Linked DNA regions of Homo sapiens: regions 1, 2, 4 and 5 are each linked to region 3. The links are chromatin contacts, found by Hi-C in ENCODE. All regions are on one chromosome and are shown on one strand. The core of a region is the stretch at or near the end of the contact, and the rest is flanking DNA. Distances in the headings are between cores, read along the strand shown. Region 1 holds the start of ZNF570 (zinc finger protein 570). Region 2 holds the start of ZNF585A (zinc finger protein 585A). Region 3 holds the start of ZNF235 (zinc finger protein 235). Region 4 holds the start of ZNF571 (zinc finger protein 571). Region 5 holds the start of ZFP30 (ZFP30 zinc finger protein).

Region 1 (2,700 bases), core at 42-2,541, 6.8 Mb after region 3:
GAACTGAGTGACTGAGTTAAAGACAGGATGAGAAAAATTAGATGAAGTCAGAGGGACAGTCAGGGACCAGATTATGCAGGGCCCTGCAGGTCAAGACAAGGACTTACGCGTTTATCTTGAATAAGATGGGAATCCAATGGAGAGTGTTGATAAGGGACATGACTGGTTACCCAGAAACGTTTCAGCAGAAGGAAAATTAGTACCTGCTTGTTTTGAAAAGCAGACAGGTATTCAGGAAATCGAGAAAACACCAACACACCTGGTACATGGCTTTAAGAAGCCCAACAGCCATTCTTTCTTCCTCCTGGCTCTTCTCTTGGGAAATAGCAGTGGCCTCAGATGACTGAGATGGGGAAAAGAACATGAGAAACTAGACTTTTCTTGCAGCATCCAGAATCACCAGTCTAGACTTTTTAGGATTCTCTTTCCTCCTCTTGCAACCTTCCCTCCAATAGAGAGAGCATAATGGAGACCTAGGAATTTGTTTGCATACAATTTAACTGATGCCTAAATCATTTCCCAATTCCTTAGGTTAACAACAGATGTTCTAGGCTTTACAAATACAGACTCAGAGGAATGTAAGTTTTCACATAAAGACACAGAACTAACAAATAAGAGCACCAAGATCAAATAAAAGAGGACCTGACCCCACAATCCTCCTCTCCAATAAATCAGTGATTCTGAAACTTGGTGGCACATTGATATGACTTGGGCTGGCTTTAAAAGCCTCTCCGTGGCACACAGTCTCTCACTCAATCCCCCACATAATCAGAGTCTGAAAAACTACAGTGCCAACCACCGTCTTACCCACGCCACAGTCAGAGGCCATGGGTATGGACTGCCTCACACGGGCACCCTTTCCCATACCGGCAAGGCTCAGCCACCAGGGTATCTATCACAAGCGACAATCTCACAACCCAGTCACAAAGAAGCCGCGGGTATCGGCCCAACAAGGTGCAGCGAACAGTCGCCCGCTCCCGCCTCAACTCACAGCCTCACATTCCACGGTGCCATTGACTTCCTCGCACCCAGTCACACAGGACGTGGACAGGCACACGGGGTGACAGCCTCGCACTGAACGGTACCAACCTCCACTCGCACCGGAGTCACACAGATGGCCTGCGACGAGCTTCCGGAGACCCACACGCCACTCCTCAGCCCACTCCCGACCTGCAGAACAGAACTGGTGGAAGATCTCCTTCCTGCCCCGAAGGCTCGGGGAATCTGCACTCGGGTCTCACCGCTACCCTTAGTTGGATGGAACCCAGCCCTTACGGGCCCGGAAAGAAGCGCCTCAGCTGCCTCCGCCCCCGGAGGACACAAAGGGGCCGCCGGCCCAACTCCCGCGGGGTCCGCTGGGAAACGTAGTCCGGAGTAGAAAAGGTCGCGGCGTCGCAGTGTCTGGCAGCAGCGGTGCAGCTCCGCGCAGGGTTTGTAACACGGCCTCCTCCCCACCAGGTCCTCCCACACTGGCCTCTCCCCGGCCTTCCAGAGAGCCCGAAAGTCCGGATTCCCTGCAGCTCCGAGCCTGGCCCGGTCACAGGGACGGGGCCCAGCGTCACACTACACGGGCTGGTGTGGAAGTGCGCAGGCACAAGCGCTCTGCGCGCCTCCCTTAGCAACCAGGGCGGGGAGTTGAGAATCGCAGGTTGGCCGCAGGGAAAAGGTTTGTGCGTGGGAACGCGCTAGTGGCGCGTCTACTCAAAATGGGTGGGAGGCGAATTCCTAGAATTGTGCTGGATACCCGAAAAAAATTGGGAGGGGAGCGGGGTGGGGGGGATGCAGGGTGGTAAACTGCGCAAGCGCACTACACTCCTGGCAGTCTCCCACCCGCTACCCTCAGCCTGGCACGGTGGCTCACGCCTGTAATCCCAGCACTTTGGAAGGCCAAGGTGGGCAGATCACGAGGTCAGGAGTTCGAGACCAGCCTGACCAACATGGTGAAACCCCGTCTCTACTAAAAATACAAAAAAATTAGCCGGGCGTGGTGGCACGCGCCTTAAGTCCCAGCTACTCAGGAGGCTGAGGCAGAAAAATTGCCTGAACCTGGGAGGCGAAAGGAGGCGGAGGTTGCAGTGAGCCGAGATCGCGCCACTGCACTCCAGCCTGAGCGACAGAGCAAGACTCCGTCTTAAAAAACAAACAAACAAAAACCTCGTGACCTCAAATGATCCGTGCGCTTTGCCCACCCAAAGTGCTGGGATCACAGGCGTGAGCCACCGCGTCCGGCCTATTATCTCTTTATTAAAGGTATTAAGACCGGCCCCGTGCGGCTCATGCCTGTAATCCTAGCACTTTTTGAGGCCCAGGCGGGAGGATCGCTTGAGCTCAGGAGTTCGAGAGCAGCCTGGGCAACATAGCGAGACCTTATCTCTACTAACAAACAAACAAAAATCAGCCGGGCGGAGTGTCCCTTGATTGTGGTCCCAGTTACTCGGAAGGCCGAGGCAGAGAATCGCTTGAGCCCGGGAGTTCGAGGCTGCAGTGAGCCAACATCGCGCCGCTGCACTCTCCAGCCTGGGCAACAAAGTGAGGCTCTGCCTCAAAAAAAACAAAACAAACAAAAAAAAAAAAACACGAAAGGCATAGAGAAGTTAAGTACCTAGTCTGAGATGACACAGCTAGTAAGGCCAAGTCTGTTTAGAAGTCAGGCGGTCTGGCCACACTACTTTTCGCTCACGATCCCGGGTCATGAAATCC
Region 2 (2,700 bases), core at 114-2,613, 7.1 Mb after region 3:
ATGTTTCCTTAGACCGTCCTTTCGGAGAAGAAAGAAAACCTGAGATCAGCAGAGTCTAATTCTCTAAACATATTTTTAAGCCGAGTCCCAGAGACAGACATAACTGGCCTGAAGGCATCCAGCATGCCCACATCAGAGTGTAGGTTCAATTCCCTGAAAACAAGTTTCCCACCTGCTGGAACTGAACACATTGGGTAGTAATTTCCCACCACTGTTCAGGTAGAACTTCCTGTCAGAAGCTGAGCTGTGAATCATGTTTAGGAGTTCACCAAGTGAAAGGAATTGTATCTTTACAACTCCTCATCCACACCCTCCAAAAAGGGGAGTAAGGAGGTTTCAGAATTTCCACAGAGGAGAAGCTAAGGGTCAGAGACTGCACTTAAAGCTTCATTGACATGGTAAGGCGATTGTTATTAATTATATTTTAACTTCAAGGTAAATAAAAACAGTCTTCTTTAGGTGCTTTTAGTAACACGTTGGCCATACTAAAGACTATTAGTGTTGTTATTATTGCTGCCTACTATAGTTGCACTTGAGGTATTTAGTGTGGAGGGTAATGGGTGATTCAAATCTCTATTCACCTTCCCACCCGACCCAGCCCTTCAGAAGGGGACGCCCGGACTTCTCCTCCCTCCTCTGGTGGTATCTCCCAGGAGAGGATTGTATTAATACTATTGGACTTCTACCCTATTTCCCAAGGCGGTTTCTCCCATTAAAAGTTGTACCACTCTTCCTGCAGCCTACTACTCATTCAGATGTCTCTCAGACTTTCAGGGTGGTTTCACTCAAGAGATGACTCCCCTAGTGACCTTTCCACCTTTTCCCTGAATGGCGTCTGTAAAAAATGGACTGTACTATCCTGATTCCTCCTATCATCTGCCTGTGGTTTCTCCCAGGATCCCCTTCACTTGGTGATTTTTCCCTGGCTCCTCTATTCCCTGGTAATTATTATCCTCAGTGTCCTGTATTCAGAAAGGTAACTTAGCTTTTCTAAATATAACATACAGCACCAGACCCACATTTCCAGTAACTTTCTCCTCCGAAATAGAAGCCTAGTCAGACAAGGGTCACACTCCAGCATCCTATGTAACTATACCTGCCTCGCTCTAGGAAACCCTGCCAGCGGCCAATTCCTCTGCTCTACGGAATGGATATGCTTTCAAAATGGCGGCCCACGCGAATAAACACCATAAGGGCGCGGCCATGTTCTCTGCCGGACAGCGCCACATTACGGAACCTGTGCGCTGTGTCTGCGCCCTGTTGACTGTTCGAGGAAACTGGCTTCCAAGTTTATTCAGAGCATGCGCCATATCAACAGCCTACAAAGGGGAGGTGCTAGAAGTCGGACCGGAAGTGGAAGTGGTCTTCCAAGGCTTTTTTGCCGCTGGTGTCAGGAGTATTTTCATATTCCAATACCGATAAATCTTTGAGGTGATTTTGGTTGATCACGATTGGGGTTTCTGTGGAGCCAGTAATAGGGGGTGTCGAGGTTGCCTGTGGAGTTAGTGATTGCGGTTTCAGGCTTCGGTGATGGGGTTCTGTGGCGTCCGTTGTTGATTGTGACGGATTTCTCAGGTCATTGATGGAGCTCTTTGGGATGAGTGATTGAGGTTTGGGGGTCAGTGATGGGAGTCTGTGGTCAGTGACAGAGCCTGTAGGGTCAGTTATGGTGATCGGTGAGGACTGTAATCAGCTTGCTTTCTAACCTGAGTTGAAAGTTCAGCTTTTTAATTTTCAGTCTTCTTTAATATAAAAATTCTCAAGTTTTGGTGAATCTTTGTATTAAAAATTGTTCAAATCTAAGTGGTTTTTTCTTTGATCCATGAGTTATTTAGAAGTTCCTTTTTAAAGTAATGTCTGTTTAATGGTCAAATTGAAAAATTGCTTTATGACCTAGTTCGTGGTCAGTTTTCATGAATGTCACATCTATTACATAGAAACAGTGTACTATGTTCTCTAATTGTATTGTTATAGATATTAATTAAGCATATATTCAAAAAATATATCTGTCTCCTCACAGATTATTTTGTCTGCTTAATTACAGAGGAAGGTAAAGTACTCAACTCTGGAAAGGTTATTTGTCCATTTGTCCTTCTTTTTCTGCTTTATATATGTGAAATTATTAGGAATAACTATGTGCACTTTTTTTTTTTTTGAGATGGAGTCTCGCTCTGTCACCCAAGTTGGAGTGCAGTGGCGCGATCTCAGCTCACTGCAACCTCTGCCTAGTGGGTTCAACGGATTCTCCTGCCTCAGCCTCCAGAGTAGCTGGGATTAGAGGCACCCGCCACCACGCCCAGCTAATTTTTTGTATTTTTTAGTAGAGACGGGGATTCACCATGTTGGCCAGGCTGGTCTCAAACTCCTGACCTCAGGTGATCTACCTGCCTCCGCCTCCCAGAGTGCTGGGATTACAGGCGTGAGCCACTGCGCCCGGCATATGTGCATTTTTAATACTTTATAGATATGACTAAGTAGCTCAAAATATAACAATTCAAGCTTATACCAACAATTTATAAAATAACTCATTTTCCCAGATGCTTTTCCAGCAGTGGATATTGTTGCATTTTAAAAGTTTTTAAAATTTTGAGGGAAAATTATATCTAATTGCTCCAATGCATTTTCCAGTTACTAAAGTTGGCATCTTATTTGGTTAATTGCCATTTGTTTCCTTTTCTGTGAATTTTCATATCTTTTGTC
Region 3 (2,700 bases), core at 58-2,557:
GCGCCCAGGCCGCTGAGAGGCTGACTCCAGGCGAAAACCATCTCCCTTCTGGCTCCCCCTTCTGCTGAGAGCTACTTACAAATCGTTCTCCAAGGTTTCTCCAATCCTTGCACTCTTTCTCCAAGCCTATGTGTGATGCGATTCTTCTGGTACACCAAGGCAAGAACCTCTGGGATACAGAAAGCCCTCTCTTGCTTGCGATAAGTCAGGGGTCTAATTGAGCTAACACAAGCCTCCTACAGATGGCTGAACTAAAAAAGCACCCTATAACACACGCCCACTGGGGCTTCAGGAGCTGTAAACATTCACCCCTAGACACTGCCGTGGGGTTGGAGCCCTACAACCTGCCCGTGTGCATGCTCCCCTAGAGGTTTGAGCGGCTGGGCACGAAGAAGCGAGCCACACCCCATCACATGCCCTGGGAGAGGGAGAAGTGAACTTTTCCCGTTTCATCACAATTTACTTTCGGCACTAACATGATTGTTCAGCTGTCTTCATCAGCAGGCCTTTATTCCAGGAGATTCCTGCCCAAGCAAACTGTTTAATTGTTCATTATGGGAACTTCCACAGAGACCCATCAAATTTTCAATCTCTTCCAAAGAAAGTGTCAATAGATTGCAATTTAAGATTCTTTGCTTCAAAAATCCTTGCTATATCCACCAATCCTGGACTGTAGTATCATGATCATTATGCAATACTAATAAAATCCCTTGCATTGAAAGACCCGCCTTAAACATCCAGTTCTCAATCAGTTCCAACCTTGCCTTGACACTTTGCTCTGTGAAGGTGCCAACGCTCCGTCGAAGTGTTGTTCTCCATTACTGCAATCAACAATAAATTCTGTTTTTTGTCTTATCAACAGGTTGAGTTGATGATATTTGGGGAGCCGGCATTTGACACAAGTTTGAGATCTGGTGTTCCTTAACGTTCAGCGTCCATCGGAGCTCAGCCTAAGTCACTTTTACGCTTCCCATTTTAGCCTACCCTCTGCTTCTGCGAAAAATTTTGGTTTCTAACTTATTTTAATAATACAAGCTGCACTTTTCATTTTTATATGTCATCACTTTAAAAATTTTACAATTATTTTCTCATGAGCTTTTAAAAATGAATAAAACAAAAACGAATCTCACAGTAGTAGCACCAGAGAAGTGGCTCAAACCCAACCGGCTTGAGTCAAAACAAAGCCCAGCTGGTGGGAAGCGCTGCCCTTGGAGCATTCTGGGAACTGTAGTCCAGGAGTGAGAGAACTCTGAGACGCTTCCGCTTAGGAATTCTGGGAAGTGGAGTCCACGAACCGTGGGCACTCGGAGGCACTTCCGCTCCAGGAAGGCGAGGTCGGATCTGAGATATCTCCCAGGGAGGTGAGTCAGCTCCGGGTCTCCAAGACTTCTCCGAGCCCTCTTTGCCTAGGCGTGGGGCCAGCAATGAACCCGTCCTTGGCTTGGGGAAGAGAAGCCGCGGCCAGCGCTGGAGGGCGGGGTTGGGAGGCTGCGGGAGTTTGCGTCCCCTCGGCAGAACCTCTTGCGTGGGAGGCGGGCTCGCGTCGTCCTTCGAGGTTGAGGGTCTGCTGCCCTAGCCGTCCTCACGCACCTACCAGCCAGTCCTGCCTGCTCCTCGCAGTAAAATATTGGGCAAGTTACTTAATCTCTCCTTGTCTCAGTTTCCTCGTGCCTGTAAAGGGTTAGTGCGTTCCCAGTGATGTTCTTGTGAGAATTAAATGAGGTTTTATAGAAATAAGCTTAAAACCAGTGCATAGGAAAATGTTGGATGCCACCGTTAATTCTGTTATAATACTGAAAAAGACGCCTGTTGTTTGGAAACTCCTCTGAGTCTAGGAGATCCAGCTACGGAGCCGCTGTCCCTTCTCTAATCCTTGCCTGATGTGGGGCCGTTCCTGGATTCTTGGACTTTTCTAGCCTCTTGTTTAGGAGACAGGAATTAGTTCCAGCGGAGCCTGGGGAATGTCCTGTGTGTTTTATCTCAGATAAGCGATCGTCATTACGGATTTGCAGAGTGCCAGAGGTGTCCTGAGGCCCTAATAAATGTTCAGTATAATGTGGTTATAACCAATAATCCCGTGTGGTTAACTTAAGTGTAACACCATTTCTTAGAGAGTTTTAGGTTTTTATTAGTCATTGCTTTCATGCATGTGGAAAAAGAGACTTTCTTGAGGCTCCTCCAGCTTAGTAACATTTGCAAGTAATTACATCTGTTGGAGGAAAAAAAAACCTGTGGCAGTTTAACTATCATTACCAACGGAACTAATTATGTTAGACAACCAATCACAGTTACAGACTTTTCTGAGGGTAATGGTAACTCACAGGACAGAGCAATTATTTTTGAGTTCTGGGTTTCTTAAAAGATTCATTTTCTAGAAAGCATACTCAAAAGGGCAGTTTTATGAAGCATAATAGCACTTGCTTGTCAGAAGCTGCAGGAAATAGAGAATACAGGCATTATTATTGTCCCCATTCACAGGTAACTGAATTAAGGCACAGAGAGATTAATAATTCGCTTAAGGTTTATACTGCTGATCAGTTGAAAATAGGTAGAAATGCCAAAATTTGAAGCCAGGCATTTTGGCTCTGTTACATTCCCCTGCCTGTCTGTGTCTCATTTCCTTGGAAACTAAAGTTCAGAAGGAGTACACAGAGAGCTGTATTTGATTTAGGTCTGTTAATATGAAATGTTCATGAACAA
Region 4 (2,700 bases), core at 7-2,506, 6.7 Mb after region 3:
TCTCTATTATTTCTTACAACCTCATATGAATCTACAATCATCTCAAATTTAAAAAAAAATTTAAGGAAGTTTTAAGAATTTCATTTTCAAATATTTGCTAGATGAATTAAGTTTTTACCCCCTTCAAATCTTGAAGGCAAATTAATGCTCCAGGTTGTACTGTTCAATAGGAAGACTATTAGCCATATATAGCTGTTTACATTTAGATTTATTAAAATTGAACACAATTTAAAAAATTCGTTCCTCAGTCAAACCAGCCACATTTCAATTTCTCAATAGCCATATGTAGCTAGTGGCTACTATATTGGAGAGCACAGATATAAAAAATGGAACTCAGTTTTGCAGAAATTCCTATTAAAAAGCATTGTTCCAAAGCGTTACACGACTGACACCCTCACTTTACAGGTGAGAAAACTGAAGCCAGGAGATATCACTATAATACAGCGCTGCACACAATCGTGCTCATTCTCACCATATTATGCTCACACACTTCTTTCCCCACATTCACTGCCACAGGCGAACTCTCAATGAATCATTCACTACATTTATATAATTTCATGGGAATCTATTTTAAATTCATGACCATGCAAAGAAAAATCAATTTCTTACAGGTTATAAGATACTCAGTCGCAGGCTGAATCTGATTAAACAGACATCAGTCACCCTCAAAGCTATAATCAAACCATTCCCAAGACCCTTCCGCACACAATACTAAATGCGCCACTAATAGCCTCAAGCATAATCTGACGCACATCACACAGGCATGGCCACTACCCACTCTGCACCCACAGAGGACACTCGGACACGCGCGCGCACAGACCCACACACACACGCACACACACACACATGGCCGCAAAGAATGCGTCACACTTCCGAACCCCGTTGAGCAGCAACCCGGTATCGTGGCCACTGCGTCACGGCCAGAGCTGTCAGAGAGAAATCCAGACCTTACCTGACAGCCTTTTGCAGCTCTTCTAGCCCGGGATGACATTCCCCTGAAGGCACCACGGCAAGACTCAACCTCTTTGTGTGAGATTCTCTGGAATTTCTGGGGCGTTACTTGAGTATAATGAAATAGGGTAGGCTCGGACCATAGTAGGGTAAGTCCCACAGTTCGAGCAAGGGAGCCTCAGGGATCGTTCTGTTCTGGAGCGCCGGACCCGATCTTAGCTGCTGGGCCTGCGCAGACACGATCCGGCCGGTTTCCAGTTGTAGACTACATTTCCCGAAGGCCCCCGCGTCGCTGCGCAACGTCGTACACTTACGCTGTTATGTCTTGACGCACGGAGCTTGTCTGCGCCGGCCAGGTGAGTGGGCGGCCTCACCGGGAACCGCTCGCAGCTTTTGGGTTGCTTCATCGAAAAAGTAGTTCTTGTATGGTGCTGGGAATACCGGTGTCCTGGCTGGGGCTCGGTGCTGACAGGAACGGGACGGTGCTCTGGCTAATTACTTATGGAAGTCGGCCTTGCGCTTGCGGAGGGGTGTCGGCACCGTCACTTTGGTTCTGGCAGTGGCGGGGGTGTGGTGCTGCTAGTTGTGTTCCTCCGCACCGAATTTATGAGTGTGCCCCTGGAGCCCCTGCCGCGGACAAAATCGGCACCATAACTTTGGGATAGGGAGGCTAGAAGGAGGCGGGTGTTACTAGTAGTGTTCCTCCGCCCTGGACGTGTGCGTGTGCGCTTGTGCGGCCGCGGGGTGGGCTCACCTGCCGCCTGTTAATGCTCCTAGCGCTTGGCCCCTCCCGGGCCGCAGTACTCCTCGTGTGACACGGACATCATTAAGCCAGCTGAGAATCGTGCGGTTACAGCTGCTGCAGTTTCTTTGCAGAGTAAGAGGCTCTTTTTGAAGTTTCCCTGATGGTGAGGCTTTACCCCTGGAAGTGTCTTAGGAAGAAGACCACTGTTAAAGATGTCCTATTCTAGCTTGACAGCCCTGTGGGGAAGACTAATCCCTTTCTAGAGGTTGGTGTTATCCTAAATTGTTTCGTCTGCTCCGAGAGCTCTGATGTTCTATGATGCTTATTTCTTTTCTCGGTTCTGCGTTTTCCAAGAGAGGCACCCAGAGGAAAAGAATATCGCACTTCTGAAAGTCTTGTGTGAAGTTCCTGTTTTCTTTCTAACCTCAAATTTCTTCCTTTCCGAAACGTTTTCTACCTCCAGCAACATCTTCCTAAGGAAGAACCAGCCATGCTAGTGACTGGTCCTTAGGCACCCCATAAATGATGCTGCGGGGATGGGATCATCAGTTTAGCTCTACTCCCCAGCCACACTACACCTCTCCTTTCCACCCAATGATACAGCAGTCCTTTCTGGTCTAAGATTTTTTTGTTTGTTTGTTTGCTTTTTGAGACGGATTCTCGCTGTGTCGCCCTGGCTGGAGTGCGGTGGTGCGGTCTCGGCTCACTGCAAGCTCCGCCTTCCGGGTTCACGCCATTCTCCTGCCTAAGCCTCCCGAGTAGCTGGGACTACAGGCGCCCGCCACCATGCCCGGCTAATTTTTTGTGTTTTTAGTAGAGACGAGGTTTCACCGTGTTAGCCAGGATGGTCTCGATCTCCTGACCTCGTGATCCACCCGCCTGGGCCTCCCAGAGTGCTGGGATTACAGGCGTGAGCCACCGCGCCTGGCCTGGTCTAAGGTTTTGATGAAAAATAACTGTACTTTCTGGGGGAAATTTGAAGAGTTTTAAAATTTTAACTTTAT
Region 5 (2,797 bases), core at 203-2,702, 6.6 Mb after region 3:
TTAGTACATATACTCCACATATTCACTTAACCAAAACTTGAGATATCTGGAAGAGATCAAGGAGAAAGAAGAAAGTTTTAAATATTTTAAATGAAGTATTACAATGAACATTTTTATTACTAAAGGTATTTTTAGCTACGAAAATGAGGCTGATCTTTCAACTAAAGATCAAAGAAACTTACTATCCAAGAATGCTTGGAGACATTGAATTTATCCAAGAGTTCATCCAGGAACAAAGGGGAAAAAACAAATCTCATTTGTTAGAATATTCCAAGACCAGGTATGGAAGAAAATAAAATGCCTCTCCCTCCCGTTTCATGGTGTCCTATTCAATTTTCTGACACAGTCCTACAATTCCATCATTTGGAAGTAATAGCAACCTTATTCCTTTCCAATTTTTTTTCCTGCAATTATTTTACTTGCCTAACACCACAGTCCTGAGGGCACACAAGGGCCAGATGCAGATAATCAAAATCCCAACACTCAGTTTCATAGGGACCCACAAACCGTCTCCATGGAAAACCAGAACCAGAAGCGCTGCCCTATCAGAAGGATTCTGGAAATAACGCTGGATGAGGCAGAGCCACAGTCACAGATCCGATGTCAGGTACGTCACAAACGCAGACACAAACCGCAAAGACCCCAGAGACCCGCTACAGCCAGCGTCAGAGTCAGGCACCACCGCGCAGCCTTCTCTGCGGCACCATCCTAATCCCCCGCTAGAGAACGGCACACGCGCACGCAGCAGCCCCGTGCACGGAAACACTACTCCGCCAGCGGCCAGGCACTCGGTCCAGGTACGCGGGGGCGCGGCGGCCGTCACTCAGCAAACACCACAGGCAGCACGCGCCGCGCCTTGGTCCAGGCTCGCGATACTGGGGTTTCCTCCATCCAACTCACGCCAGGGTCACGGCTACAGGCCTAGATTTGAACACTCCATCCCCATCGGGATCCTGTAGCCAACCTCCACCCTCCTCCAAACCTCCCGACCCCTCGGCAGGTGCGGCCCCACACTTCTCCCTTGCTCCCTGAAGGGCCCCAGCGTTCGCCCCCCGCGCGCTTGCGCACTCGAGGCAGAAGCCGATTTCCAAAGGTTCCGGTGAGGCGTCGCTGGGGGCGGGGCGGGGCTCGCAGCCTCCGCCTGTCTCCGAGCCGAGAACCAAATGAAAAATAAAAAGGCGGAATATTGTTTTTTTAAATTTTGGACCGCAGTGTCCACAGGGGAGCAGGCCTGGATTATCTTTAATGGCACTGGTCAGTCACGGGGCGGCCATTACAGGTAGAGGCCTGAGGCGAGGGACACTGCGGCCCCTCTGGCTCCGTCTCCCCGGCCCGACTATCCCCGCCGAGACCCGGCCCCACGCGCCCCTCCCGGCCCGGAGCAGCTGCGGGACTTGCCTCCGCCCCCCCGCGCGCTAGCGCATTCGCGACGGAGACAGGCGCTCTCCCGTATTCTGGCGCCGCTGACTCCCAGGGCTGGGCTATCCTCTGAGTCGGGTGAGGCTGGGGCTGGGAGCCGGGCGCCACTGTGGCCGCTGCTTTTCTGAGGGAAAAGAGCGCGGAGTGGGCCAGGTTTTGCAGGCCGGGCCAAGGTGGAGAAAAGGTTCCTGTGGAGCCTCAGGCCGGTGTGCTTTTTTTCCCGGGACTGAGCTTCTGCAGCCCTGAGGCCTGGAGGCCCGGGCGGTAGTAACTGTGCCGGACCAGGTTCGTGGGTGCGGCCTGTGGTGCAGTTGGAGACCGAGGCCCCGCGCATCCTCGTCCGCGCTTCAGCCACTTAGGCTCGGCCGTAGCGAAAAGGCCCAAGAGGGAAGTCAGAGGTGAACGCCCCAGGATGAAGGTCCCCTGCAAAACGCTGGGACCTAGATTTGGGGTGGGTGTCTGGGGTCTAGGAGGACACGCTGGACAGTTCCGAAAAGACACAGTGGGTGGTCCCGGGCGTGGGCAACCGGGTGCGGAACTACAGCGTACCCGGAGCTGCGAACCCAGACGCGGGTGACTGCTGACCCTCTGCCCTGTCGTTTCCATTTGTGCATGCAGGTGGCGGTTAGTTGGGGCCAGGGAAGCGTGGAGGGTGGGTTCCAATCGAGTCAAGAAAAGCCTGGGGTGTCCTGAACTCTGCCTGCTTCCCCAGCCCTGCCAGTTTCCAGAGAAGGCGCTTGAGAAGGAGAAACGAATCGCTGCTGCTCTTCTAAAAGCCGGTTCCCTGTGAGTTCGTGCTGCTGCTTTGTTTCTGTGAAATGCATTCGAGTTCCTTCCGTTTAAAATCCTGCTTAGGAATGATCTATTTATTCATTGATTTGGGCCTTAGGATTTCCCTACCTAGTTAACGGCAGGGGACCTAATTAATAGATTTCCCGTTGTTAGTGCCCACTTCATGCTGTTCTATAGTTAGACACATGGTTAGTTAACTGTAGGCTGCAAATTCAATTACTCTGTGAGCGCTGTTTTTCTAAGGATCTTGATGATATGGAAATACCCGTGCTGGAGATTAATGTTCATACTTTGTTTTTATTTGTTTTTTAGGGTTTAGATATGTTTAATGGTTCTGGGGTAGGAGTGGAGATTTCTTTTTTTCCAGGAAATTCATGAGTGGAAGTTTTTGGTACCAGCCAGATGTGGTTTGAGGTCTGGCAGCATGAGTTTATTTTGGGTATATCTTGGATCGACTGAGGGAGGTGTAGTGTAGTGGTTAAGAATTTCGAGCCTAGATTAAGTGGAATTGAATCCTGACTGCCACTTAAATCTGAACGAGTTTAAGCAATCTGTGCTTCAATTTCCTCAGAATTGTAATAGTGTA

What was found. A loop is a pair of places that touch in the nucleus more often than their neighbours do. Pooled maps may share reads with other maps.
Region 1: a loop to region 3 is called in a pooled map, with 25 times the contacts of the local background. The contact joins the promoter of ZNF570 here to the promoter of ZNF235 in region 3. A Hi-C loop is called at or near these places in 7 of 50 pooled maps.
Region 2: a pooled map shows a loop between it and region 3 (17-fold over the local background). The contact joins the promoter of ZNF585A here to the promoter of ZNF235 in region 3. A Hi-C loop is called at or near these places in 5 of 50 pooled maps.
Region 4: a loop to region 3 is called in a pooled map, with 4 times the contacts of the local background. The contact joins the promoter of ZNF571 here to the promoter of ZNF235 in region 3. A Hi-C loop is called at or near these places in 2 of 50 pooled maps.
Region 5: a loop to region 3 is called in a pooled map, with 12 times the contacts of the local background. The contact joins the promoter of ZFP30 here to the promoter of ZNF235 in region 3. A Hi-C loop is called at or near these places in 3 of 50 pooled maps.

What each region holds. Positions count from the first base shown.
Region 1 is chr19:37,467,947-37,470,646 of GRCh38, reverse strand. ZNF570 (zinc finger protein 570) reads right to left here and starts at 1,291. Exons shown (of 5, transcript NM_144694.5): 1 at 1,090-1,291; 2 at 260-343. The coding sequence starts at 292. It also overlaps a transcript of ZNF569 not described here. RefSeq lists an enhancer at 1,117-1,616.
Region 2 is chr19:37,171,358-37,174,057 of GRCh38, reverse strand. ZNF585A (zinc finger protein 585A) reads left to right here and starts at 1,363. Exons shown (of 5, transcript NM_001288800.2): 1 at 1,363-1,431. RefSeq lists enhancers at 1,137-1,431, 1,273-1,462.
Region 3 is chr19:44,303,632-44,306,331 of GRCh38, reverse strand. It overlaps ZNF235 (zinc finger protein 235), which reads left to right and starts at 1,307. Exons shown (of 5, transcript NM_004234.4): 1 at 1,307-1,361. RefSeq lists enhancers at 1-394, 971-1,524.
Region 4 is chr19:37,593,348-37,596,047 of GRCh38, reverse strand. It overlaps ZNF571 (zinc finger protein 571), which reads left to right and starts at 1,256. Exons shown (of 4, transcript NM_016536.5): 1 at 1,256-1,307. ZNF540 (zinc finger protein 540) reads right to left here and starts at 1,172. Exons shown (of 5, transcript NM_001172225.3): 1 at 953-1,172. RefSeq lists enhancers at 695-744, 975-1,094, 1,135-1,334, 931-1,613, 1,565-1,614 and 2 more.
Region 5 is chr19:37,654,120-37,656,916 of GRCh38, reverse strand. It overlaps ZFP30 (ZFP30 zinc finger protein), which reads left to right and starts at 1,452. Exons shown (of 6, transcript NM_001320669.3): 1 at 1,452-1,497; 2 at 2,038-2,205. RefSeq lists enhancers at 847-896, 296-1,283 and a silencer at 1,307-1,496.